Regions from separate parts of the Homo sapiens genome. Here region 1 is linked to region 2. Evidence: chromatin contacts called from ENCODE Hi-C data. All regions are on one chromosome and are shown on one strand. Each heading gives the region's core, a stretch centred on a gene start or an enhancer-like site at or near the end of the contact. The rest is flanking DNA. Distances are from core to core; before and after follow the strand shown. Region 1 holds the start of KLRB1 (killer cell lectin like receptor B1). Region 2 holds the start of PZP (PZP alpha-2-macroglobulin like).

What was found. A loop is a pair of places that touch in the nucleus more often than their neighbours do.
Region 1: a map of Right ventricle myocardium superior shows a loop between it and region 2 (7-fold over the local background). The contact joins the promoter of KLRB1 here to the promoter of PZP in region 2. A Hi-C loop is called at or near these places in 1 of 168 maps with a recorded cell type or tissue (Right ventricle myocardium superior).

What each region holds. Positions count from the first base shown.
Region 1 is chr12:9,605,427-9,611,889 of GRCh38, reverse strand. KLRB1 (killer cell lectin like receptor B1) reads left to right here and starts at 3,974. Exons shown (of 6, transcript NM_002258.3): 1 at 3,974-4,135. The coding sequence starts at 4,051.
Region 2 is chr12:9,205,230-9,211,273 of GRCh38, reverse strand. PZP (PZP alpha-2-macroglobulin like) reads left to right here and starts at 2,879. Exons shown (of 36, transcript NM_002864.3): 1 at 2,879-3,015. The coding sequence starts at 2,933. It also overlaps a transcript of KLRG1 not described here.

The DNA.
Region 1 (6,463 bases), core at 2,725-5,224, 400 kb before region 2:
AAGAGTGTTTTCCAACTTGGTTCCATTCTTCCCATCACTTTCAGGTACACCAGTCAGACATAGATTTGGTCTTTTCACATAGTCCCACATTTCTTGGAGGCTTCATTCATTTCTTTTTACTCTTTTTTCTCTAAACTTCTCTTCTGGCTTCATTTCATTCATTTGATCTTCAATCCCTGACACCCTTTCTTCCACTTGATCAAATTGGCTACTGAATCTTGTGCATGCATCATGTAGTTCTCGTGCCATGGTTTTCAGCTCCATCAGGTCGTTTAAGGTCTTCTCTACACTGTTTATTCTAGTTAGCCATTTGTCTAATCTTTTTTCAAGGTTTTTAGCTTCTTTGCGATGGGTTCGAACTCCTCCTTTAGCTCGGAGAAGTTTGTTATTACCAATCGCCTGAAGCCATCTTCTCTCAACTCATCAAAGTCATTCTCCATGCAGCTTTGTTCTGTTGCTGGTGAGGAGCTGCATTCCTTTTGAGGAGAAGAGGCACTCTGATTTTTAGAATTTTTGGCTTTTCTGCTCTGGTTTCTCCCCATCTTTGTGATTTTATCTACCATTGGTCTTTGATGATGGTGACACACAGATGGTGTTTTGGTTTGGATGTCCTTTCTGTTTGTTCGTTTTCCTTCTTACAGTCAGGACCCTCAGCTGCAGGTCTGCTGGAGGCTGCTGGAGGTGCACTCCAGTCCCTGTTTGCCTGGGTATCACCAGTGGAGACTGCAGAACAGCAAATATTGCAGTACGGCAAATGTTGCTGCCTGATCCTTCCTCTGGAAGCTTCATCTCAGAGGGACACCTGGCTGTATGAGGTGTCAGTCAGCTCCTACTGGGAGGTGTCTCCCAGTTAGGCTACTCGGGCTCAGGGACCCACTAGAGGAGGCAGTCTGTCTGTTCTCAGATCTCAAACTCCATGCTCAGAGAACCACTACTCTCTCCCACGCTGTCAGACAGGGATGTTTAAGTCTGCAGAAGTTTCTTCTGCATTTTGTTCAGCTATGCCCTGCCCTCAGAGGTGGAGTCGACAGAGGCAGGCAGGCCTCCTTGAGCTGCAGTGGGCTCCACCCAGTTTGAGCTTCCTGGCAGCTTTGTTTACCTGCTCAAGCCTCAGCAATGGTGGATGCCCCTCCCGTAGCCTCGCTGCCACCTTGCAGTTTGATCTCAGACTGATGTGCTAGCAGTGAGCAAGGCTCTGTGGGCATGGGACCCTCCGAGCCAGGCATGGGATATAATCTCCTGGTGTGCCATTTGCTAAGACCATTGGAAAAGTGCAGTATTAGGGTGGGAGTGTCCTGATTTTCCAGGTACCGTCTGTCATAGCTTCCCTTGGCTAGGAAAGGGAATTCCCCAATCCCTTGCGCTTCCTTGGTGAGGCAATGCCCCACCCTGCACCATGGGCTGTCCCCACTGTCTGCCAAGCCCCAGTGAGATGAACCCAGTACCTCAGTTGGAAATGCAGAAATCACCAATCTTCTGTGTCGCTCACGCTGGGAGCTATAGACTGGAGCTGTTCCTATTTGGCCATCTTGGAACCCAATCCACCTAAGGTCTTGCTCTAAGGTTCTATGCCTGAAAATCTTTGAAAGAGGTGAAGGACCTCTTCAAGGAGAAATACAAACCACTGCTCAATGAAATAAAAGAGGACACAAATAAATGGAAGATCATTCTATGCTTACGGATAGGAAGAATCAGTATTGTGAATATGGCCATACTGCCCAAGGTAATTTATAGATTCAATGCCATCCCCATCAAGCTACCAATGACTTTCTTCACAGAATTGGAAAAAACTACTTTAAAGTTCATATGGAACCAAAAAAGGTCCCACATTGCCAAGACAAACCTAAGTCAAAAGAACAAAGCTGGAGGCATCACGCTACCTGACTTCAAACTATACTCCAAGGCAACAGCAACCAAAACAACATGGTACTGGTACCAAAACAGAGATATAGACCAATGGAACAGAACAGAGCCCCCGGAAATAATACCACATATCTACAACCATCTGATCTTTGACAAATCTGACAAAAACGAGAAATGGGGAAAGGATTCCCTATTTAATAAATGGTGCTGGGAAAACTGGCTAGCCATATATAGAAAGCTGAAACTGGATCCCTTCCTTACACCTTATAAAAAATTAATTCAAGATGGATTAAAAACTTAAATGTTAGATCTAAAACCATAAAAACCCTAGAAGAAAACCTAGGCAATACCATTCAGGCAACAGGCATGGGAAGGACTTCATGACTAAAACACCAATAACAATGGCAACAAAAGCCAAAATTGACCAATGGGATCTAACTAAATTAAAGAGCTTCTGCACAGCAAAAGAAACTACCATCAGAGTGAACAGACAACCTACAGAATGGGAGAAAATTTTTACAATCTACCCATCTGACAAACGGCTAATATCCAGAATCTACAAAGAACTTACATAAATTTACAAGAAAAAATCAACCAACCCCATCAAAAAATGGGCAAAGGATATGAACAGACACTTCTCAAAAGAAAACATTTATGCAGGCAACAGACACATGAAAAAATGCTCATCATCACTGGCCATCAGAGAAATGCAAATCTAAACCACAATGAGATACCATCTCACACCAGTTAGAATGACAGTCATTAAAAAGTCAGGAAAAAACAGGTGCTGGAGAGGATGTGGAGAAATAGGAACACTTTTACACTGTTGGTGGGACTCTAAACTAGTTCAACCATTGTGGAAGACAGTGTGGCGATTCCTCGAGGGACTAGAACTAGAATTTGACCCAGCCATCTCATTACTGGGTATATACCCAAAGGATTATAAATCACGCTGCTATAAAGACACATGCACACATATGTTTATTGTGGCACTATTCACAATAGCAAAGACTCGTGAACCATCCCAAATGTCTATCAATGATAGACTGGATTAAGAATATATGGCACATATGCACCATGGAATAGTATGCAGCCATAAAAAAGGATGAGTTCATGTCCTTTGTAGGGACATGGATGAAGCTGGAAACCATCATTCTGAGCAAACTATTGCAAGGACAGAAAACCAAACACCGCATGTTCTCACTCATAGGTTGGAATTGAACAATGAGAATATTTGGACACAGGGAGGGGAACACCACACACCGGGGCCTGTCGTGGGGTGGGGGGAGGGGGGAGGGATAGCATTAGGAGATATACCTAATGTAAATGACAAGTTAACGGGTGCAGCACACCAACATGGCACATGTATACATATGTAACAAACCTGTACATTGTGAACTTAAAGTATAATAATAATAAAAAAAGGTAAAAAAAAAAAAGTAGACACATACTATAATCACCTTGAAAAAAAAAGAAAGTCTTTCAAAGAGATAAAAAATTCCATATACTCCACTTCCTACAATTCTGGCAGTTTCCAAATACTTTTACTTATGTGAAAATGCTATCATATCCAAGAGTGCCTTTAGAGCTAAGCTAACAGTAGGCTACTGATCTTTAGCACATTGCTTTTTCTGTTGTGTTATTCAGGGGGCTTTCTCACATTTATGTTTCCATTTTTCACATTTCACAACTTTCTTTGGAGCACAGATATTTCAGGAAGATTTTAGAGCCTTTGAATAGCATTATGGACTTTTTTGCATTAATTTTTACTTTTACAAAATTGTGCTAAATATTATTTCTGTTAATTAGTGAGTTTTGTTGGGGGCCCCTTAAATTGGAACCCCAGGCTATGCCTCATTTGCTTCACTCTGGTCCTGGCCCTGAGAGAGGAACACAAAAGGGATGGTTAGAAAAACAAGAACAAATGAGCCTCCCAGAATTTTCTCAAACAACAGGCCAGTTAATTAAGGAAAGTAGATATTACATAGCTAGGTATAATGAACATGCAGTCAGTGGATTGTCTCAGTAATTTATGGAGATAACCACCAACAAAAAGTGTATGTGGGTGGGGACAAAAGAGAGACAACAAAGTACTGCAGGCAGAAAGCTTCCTTTTGCTGATTTTGCCTCACAGAATTGAGAGTTTGTTCTTACACACAAGTTTAATGCCACCTTCCTCTGTCTGCCATGGACCAACAAGCAATATATGCTGAGTTAAACTTACCCACAGACTCAGGCCCAGAAAGTTCTTCACCTTCATCTCTTCCTCGGGGTAAGTGGCTTTAATTTTCCTTTCGGCATTTGTATGTCTTCCAGAATTAGATCTTCCTGTTACATTTATGGCTTTAAATCATTGCTTTAAAGATGAGCAGTAGTTTTATATTAATGTTTAACGGGTGTTGCATGGCTTGCCTGTAGATAATCACAACTTTGGGAAAAAAAATTTAAACCTCATACATTTATTTTTTTCAATCAAGTTAGCATGAAAAGCAAACATCACTTGTCTTACTGAGCCTTGGTTAAAAGACTCTGAACACTTTAGGCTACCCTGGGCACACTGCCTATTGGTTACCCCTGCTCTACAGGGATGGAAAGAAGGAAGAAAGAAAGAAAGAAAGAAAAGAAAGAAAGAAAGAAAGAAAGAAAGAAAGAAAGAAAGAAAGAAAGAAAGGAAGAAAGAAAGAAAGAAAGGAAAGAAAGAGAAAGAAAAGAAGAAAGAAAGAAAGGAGAGAAAGAAAAAGAAAGAGAGAGAAAGGAAAGGAAAGAAAGAAAAAGAGAAGGAGGAAGGAAGGAAGGATGGAAGGAAGGAAGGAAAAATATTTTACATGTATGAACTAAGGAATATTTAAGACACATTGCAAACTTGCTGTAATAACAACCTACGTTATTCCAAATTCCTCTACAAAATATCAATACTATGATTAAGTCCCAGTGCATTTTCATCCATAATATTCCTTTCAGAATACAACGTGTAGGCCAGTTGCAGTGGCTCATGCCTGTAATCCCAACACTTTGGTAGGCTAAGGTGATTTGCTTGAGTCCAGGAGTTTAAGGCCAGCCTGGGCAATGTGGCAAAACCTCATCTCTACAAACAATACAAAAAAATAGCCAAGTGTGGGGCACGTGCCTGTGGTCCTAGCTACTCGGGAGGCTGAGGTGAGAGGATTGCTTGAGCCCAAGAGATCAAGGCTGCAGTGAGCTGTAATTGTGCCACTGTACTCCAGCCTGGGTGACACAGCAAGACTATCTCAAAAAAAAAAAAAAAATATATATATATATATATATATATATACTTTTTATACATATATTTTATATATTTTATATATATATATATACTTTTTATACATATATTTTATATATTTTATATATATATATATAAAGTGTAGGCTTAATGAGTAACATACTTCACTCTCTCAAGAGAGGGGAACACTTTCTGGAAAAAAAATCATATTCAAGATCAAAGATTTGAATATCATTACTACCTGATAGTTTCTAGTTTGAAAAGTATCACAGCTTAGAAAGAGACAAGCCACAAAAATACTCGAGCATATCAGTAACGAACCTACTTACCATTTGTTGAAACTGGCACTTTCCTGTGTCTCTGAAGAGTTAGCATTCTGAGTGAAAGAAGCGGGGAACACCAATGTGAGGTAACACATGATGGATAGCATGGCCTGTGGATGGATGGGAAGAAACTAGAAACTGAGGCAGAAAATCAGCATGAAATTATTATGACACATTATTATTTTCTGATATCTAACTGAATTTACTATCATTGATAATATTACAATTGTTTACCAATCTGATATTCATTCCATGTCATGCCAAGCATTTGACTTGTGCTGTTTTAAGACTGTTTAAGTTTTAAACTATTGAATTCTCAAAGTTTTAAGTCAAGAAGAAAGTCTTAGAGCCGTCAATTAAGTTTCAGTATAATTTTCACATAAGAGTAGAGGAAATCAGAGGGTTCTAATAACTATAGGGAGGATTTGGTTGAGTAACATTTTTTTTTAAAGAAAAGAGTAAGTCTTTCTTTTCCTCTATTCATATCTAGCAAAAGGTGGAAAGTGGGCTTTTGTCAGAAAATGAATATAGAGGTAGTGAGACTCTTCCCAAATGTTGCTATGATCCCAAACCAATGGATGCAGAAATTTTTTCTACTTGGATTGTAATAATTATCCTATAAAATGTCATTCTGAGAGTAAACCTGAAGAAAAAATAAGAGTAGAATAAAGCCAGAGCAAAATATGTGACTATAGAACACTGGTCTGATATTGAATGACAGTAAAACCACTATTGGTCTCTGGCTAAACTGCTGAGGCTGTGGTCACTCTGTAGCAAGCACGGTGATTGTGTCTAAGGCAGTCAACAAAACCAGAAGGAGAGATGTGAGTGATAACCGATCTTGCTTATGGCCAAATGGCCAAGGGTTTGGTCTGTTAGAAAAGTGGATAAGGTGTTTGCAAAAATGCCCCTAGAGTTTATTCATTCATTAAAAAATAAGCTCCTACTCTGCACCAGGCATGCTGTGAATACAGCAGTGAACAAAATAGAGAAAATTATTTTCCTTCATAGAGTTTATAGTAAAATAGAGGCACAC
Region 2 (6,044 bases), core at 1,630-4,129:
TAAGGGACCTATGGAATACCATCAAGCATGCAAATACACATATTATGGGAGTCCTAGAAGGAGAAAAGAGGGAAATGAGCAGAAAGCTTATTTAAAGGAATACTGGAAGAAAAATGTAAAAGCTAGAGTATTGGTGGCAATATGGGGATACGAAAATCCTCATGCACTACTGGTAGAATTGTGGTGTGATGCAACCATTCTGGAGAGTTATTTGTCACTATTTAGTCACTTAAGTACATGCCTCTCATACAACAATCTCACTCCTGTGTATGCGTCTTGCAAGAGGATTTACCTGTCTCAAAGGGTATATGTAAAAAGATATTTATCAAAGCATTATTTCCTCATGGCAGGACAATAGAGACAATCCTGTTTTTATCATTAGGAGAGTGGAAACATTAAACCTCTTGGATGATCACCAAAGAGGGCTATACTGTAATAAAATGCAATTAATAAAATACATACATATAAACATATAAACATGGGAGGATGTTTTAAAACTAGCAATAACTAAAAAGAATAAGAAACAGGCAAGGTCTTTTTCCAATACTCTTTATATAAAATAAAAATACACACTTAAGACTTTCCTTTCCAGTAATGGTATACAAGGTAATTGAGACCAAACTTCCCACTTAAATTAGGAATGGTTGGTTATATATATATTCACTGGAGGTATTGAAAAGCAAAGACTGTGAAGAATTATGAATCCAAAGTTCAGAAGCAACATAGCAACCCAAAGGGGCAATTCTGTGTTTAAGGGCACTTTCCCCTTAGGGTATTTAACAGCTCCAGAATATTTGGCTGAGAGATTTAGAAGCACATTTTAAAGCCTTTAGTAAATAAAATTGCAGCGTCTAGAGTCCAAGGCTCATGAAACTGGGGCAAGGAGATGTTCCTGATAGACCCTTTACATATTGTGTTGAGATATCAAACTGATGGTAGAATTCAAATGGTCCATAAACATATGAAAAGATGTGTAAAGTCATTAATAATGAAAATTAAGGCAAGATACTGCTTCACTCATCAGATTGATAAAAAGTAAAATGCCTAGCAGAGTAAAACGATGGTAAATATATAATAAACTGAAAATATCCACTGTTGCAGATGGGTATTCAAATCCATGTAATACTCTGAAGAGCAATTTACCAATCTGATAGATTTCAAGATGTACATACATATATAGCCTATAACCCAATCTCTGCTATATACCCTAGAGAAAGTCTTGCAAATATGCTTAAGTAGACATACCGTATTTGTAGCAGTATTATTTGTAATGTTGAAAACTATGAAGAATCCAAAATTCAGCACTAGGGGAATAGAGTAACAGGTTCGGCCACATTCATACAATAGAATGTCGTATAGATGGTCATTAAAATTAATAAATTTTATCCTCATTATCAATGCTAATAAGTCTTAAAACCATAATAGTGATGACATATTTTACAATATGTGCATACCACTTATACATATAAAATACAAAACACAAAATTATGCTATATATTATTTACATAAATATGGATTAAAAACATAAACACATCTTGAAGAATACATATCAACTTCCTAATCCCACAACATTGGAAGGGAAATGAGATTGGAGAGAATTACAAAGGAAACTCCAACCATATTTGTCTTGATTTATTTCTTTTTTTGGGTTGGTGGATCTGGTAAAAACTGGAAAAGCTTCTAGACAAATTTTAAAAGAGCACTACCATTGCCATCTTTCATTTCTTAAGAAGAAATGACCTTAAACAAACTTGGCAAGTGTTTAATTTTATTAAAGTTGGGTGCATGTAAGGTACGAGTGTCTTTTATCTTGCTCTCTATATTTGTGAGTATATATATATATAACATTTCATAATTTAAAAGAAATTATTTCATTCTATGATAATGTGACAAAAGAAACAAAGATGTGAAATAAAAACTAATAGGAAGGAATCCACTTTCAGCAGTGTGGCCAGGAATTTGCTCTCCAAAGAAGGGATGATTAGGCTGAAATATGGAGAAAGAGAAAGAAAGTTGATTTAAAAAGTTTCAAGCAATACAGTATGTAAACAGACACCAATGTCTGCAGTCTAAGGATGGCATTAAATCTGCTGGTGGTTTATATGTGATCATCATTGTACTACAAGTTCTATGAGAGCATGGATACTGAATATCCTGTTCAATATTGTATTTTCATCACCAGAATAGCACTTAGCACACAGTATGGCTCAAAAAAAAAATCTCAGATAAAGTCAATGACATGGTTTAAGGGACTCAAACGTTAGAGTGCTCAGACAGTAACAAGGACAGATAGGATCAACTAAGAATCTGATCAGGTCAATGCTGTGAAATAGACAAGTGTGATCTTTGATAACTCCTTTCTAAAATCTCTTTGATCTTTTATCTCTTTTATCTTTCATTGATCCTCTACTCTTGAAATCCTTATTTTATATCACTTTCTTCCAGGACCATGTACTCAATCAACTGCTAAAAAAGAAAACCCAAAAACCCTAAAGTCTATAGTTATAACTCACTCAGTCCCAGAAATGAATCTGCAATGCATGAGCTACTATCATGGTAACATGTCCCTGACATTCTTTGTCAGCATCCTTTGTCACCTGCTTGTAAGGATTTTGAAAGAGATGGAGAAAGGTAGGTTGAAGGTTCCTTATCAGGAGGTTTGCTGTCAAAGCTCATTCTAAATGGAATACAAATTTTATCTTCCAGACATGCCTCAGTACCTATCAGAATTTAGCCTTGAGAAAAATGAGGCAACCACTGAGAGTAATGACCCTTTTAGGGAATCTGTGCTCAATTCTGAACTCTATTCAGAGGCCTTGGGGTGGGGCTTGTTTGTACATAGTGGCCACATAAAGCCTGGTAAACTCAGCTGGTCTCCAGGGCGAGGCTGAGGGCAGAGAGTTGGACACAACCCTGAGATTTATCCCTCACAATGCGGAAAGACAGACTTCTTCATTTATGTCTTGTGCTACTTCTTATCCTGCTTTCTGCCAGTGACTCAAACTCTACAGAACCGTAAGTCTCACTCAAGACCCCTTCCTCCAGAGTGCGTTTCAGTCTCTCCCTTGTGTCTTCGCTTTGCCTTCCTTTGTAAATGCCACCTTTCCACTCATTACAATACCTTCCAAATATAAGAAATTATTCCAGTTAATCCCTTGTTTGTCTTTCATTTATCCTCTATTCTTGAAATCATTTTTTCTACACTGGGCCAATCAGAGTCATAAATACGATTAGTCACTAGGAAGCATGATTAAATAAAACACTAGATCCCAACTTCACAGAACAGTTCTTTTGGATGGAAGGCACTGAATATAGAGATATTCGAAATATATAGTGAAGTGCAACTTAACATGTATTGTAGGCCATATATATATATACAGAAAGTATAGCTCCTTTATTTTTCAATCATGTATCAAGTCTTCACCAACAGCCCCCAGTGGGGGACCAAAGCAGGGAAAATAATTTTAACCCTATCCAGTTGTAAGTTGGTACAACTCAATAATTGTAAGACTTCTTTTCCACCTCTCCCCAGTTCCTCTCCTCTATAGTGTCTAGAGAACTGTGGTCTCCATTAACTCCTAATAGAGAAAACTGTCAGAGTCCTTGGTCTCAAAGTTCTCCGTCCTTCTTGGCTACTGTCAGTCTGACTTCTCCTTACTTGCTGGCATGCACTGTTGAAGTTTAGCCATCTGGTTTCTCTTGTGTGTTCAGGACCCAACAGTCCTCTCTAACTGACTGTCTCACTTCAGCTGTTTCATATCCCATAGAACTCCTACCTTTGCATCCTGCCTCAAATACTATGGCTATTGTTTCAACACAGCCTGTGATGCAGGGTCACCTTGCCCCTTTGCAGTCCAGGCCATTTAAGGTCCCTGGCCTTAACCCAGCTGCCTTTACATTTCTTCCAGAGAATGGTGAGAACTCTTGGGTCCAATAATAGCACATAGGCACTGAGGTGTCCTGGAGAGGTTAAACTTCTACCTCTCTCTTGCATACCCACACTGCACTTCTAGATGCCTATCGTGTCTCCTGTATTCCAGACTGATACAGGGAAGTCTTCAGAGTCCCAAATCGGGAAAGGGATAAGGGGTCCCTCTGCTCTGTGTGTTACCCTTATCCATCTAACACAAATAGCCTTCTTCAGGCCAAAGCGCAGAAAGCAGAAATAAGGAGTTCAATCCAGTAAGTCTCCTGCTTTCCTCAGGCTTTTTCCTTGCACAATTTCCTGGCAACCGGTAGGGGTACATTTCTCCCCCACTATCCCTCTACCTCATCTACAGCAGTGGGCTCTACTACTTCCAGCTGCTCTCCATCCAGAAAGCATATGGGAATATGTGGAGGCTATTTTGCTTTCTGAGAGCAGACTGAATGGATAAAGCGAGTAGCGTGTATTGGGTCAGAAACATTAAGCAATTTGTGGTTCTGGATGCATTCCTACACTACATTGGACCATGCTGCCATTGAAACCATCCTTTTACGTTGTGTCTGCCACTGAACAAAGAACAACAAGCCTCATGCCCTAGTTGTCACAAGCAGAAGGGGTGTTTTCTCCCTTTATAAGGAGAAAACTTAACTTCATCCCTCCAGAATTAACCCTTGATGTGATAAATGTGAGAGACTACAAAAGAGAACCAATAGCCATTCTCCCCTGCCTTGGGGCAGTAAGCTTCAGAAAGATGAAGGTTTCAGGGGAATAAAATGAAAAAGAGAAAATTAAAAGTTATCACTTTAATATTTGCTACATTTAGTCCCTGCTAAAGAGGCAAATATTTAAAATGCAAACATTCATGATTGAGTAAACATATATTAAAACATTTTAGCAGCTCACTACCAATGACATCTTGGGCAAGTTTGTCAACCTGGATTTGTTCTGATTTCAATATCTGTTAAAAAAATATTAACTGAACTCATATAAAATAGTTCTTTAGAATATCAAATATATGTGGAATTAATTTTTAATCGTGATATCTTTTAGGCTTATAATTTATAAGAATAAAAATAGTAAATAAATTATAAATATATATATACCTTCTTATTAAGATCAAAGAACTAAAGGAAAAATTTTTTGATGGGGATGTAAAAAATGATACATTTTTATTATTTATTATGCTGTTAAAAGAGCAGTGATCAGGAGATCAGAAGCATCCAGATACCAGAAAAAGATTAAGACATAAGAGACTAGCTGAATGACTATCAGTGAGTTACTGAACTGCCCTCAGCTTCTCTGCTAGAGAACAAAACCTTACTACTCATACAGTAAAATCATCTGAAACTTGGATGATTTCAGAGTGGCCCTGGAGATTCATGGCATATAGTTTTGCCCAGGAACACTTTAAAACACATGTAGCAAGACTGGTGTGCTGGAGCAGACTACATGGAGGATGAGGGGACCAAATTTGAGTTCCACATTCCACAACTCAATTATCCTTGGATTCTCTCCTCCTAGTCTCACACCTATTAATTTTGTAAAGCAACAATATTGGGTTTCTTGTGTCAAATTGCCTGTCCAGAAAACAATTTAAAAAGTAAGAGTTTATGTTGGCAATGGAAAGTAAGGGTAGTAAAATAATATAAGAAAATAATAGTTTTTACTTGCAAATTTACTCTATAAATGGCCTAACCCTGCAGATATTGAATCATGAATCACTGAATCATTAAAGCTTTGAAGAGTTACATTTTAGTCACAATTTACTGATTTTACTGATTTGGCATGGGGGCAGGGATTTTATCTATCTGTTATGGATTCAAGTTTTGGGGACTGATGAGGATCTCATGTTTTAGCTTCCATGAACATGGAGAGTATCATGCATGTACCTTACAGCATTGCTGGGAAGATTAAATGGCTTAATACAGAGACAGCTTAACAATTCTTGTCATGTGGCAGATGCTCAAAAACAGCAACAACAAAAACACATTCTCTTTCAGCCCATGGGATTTCAGAGTGTGGAGAGATTATATTGAATTGGAGGCTTCTGGAAAGTGACAGGAAAATATGGAGTGGGGGGCATTAGAGACAAAGGACACTCATCAATAAAGCTAAGGCC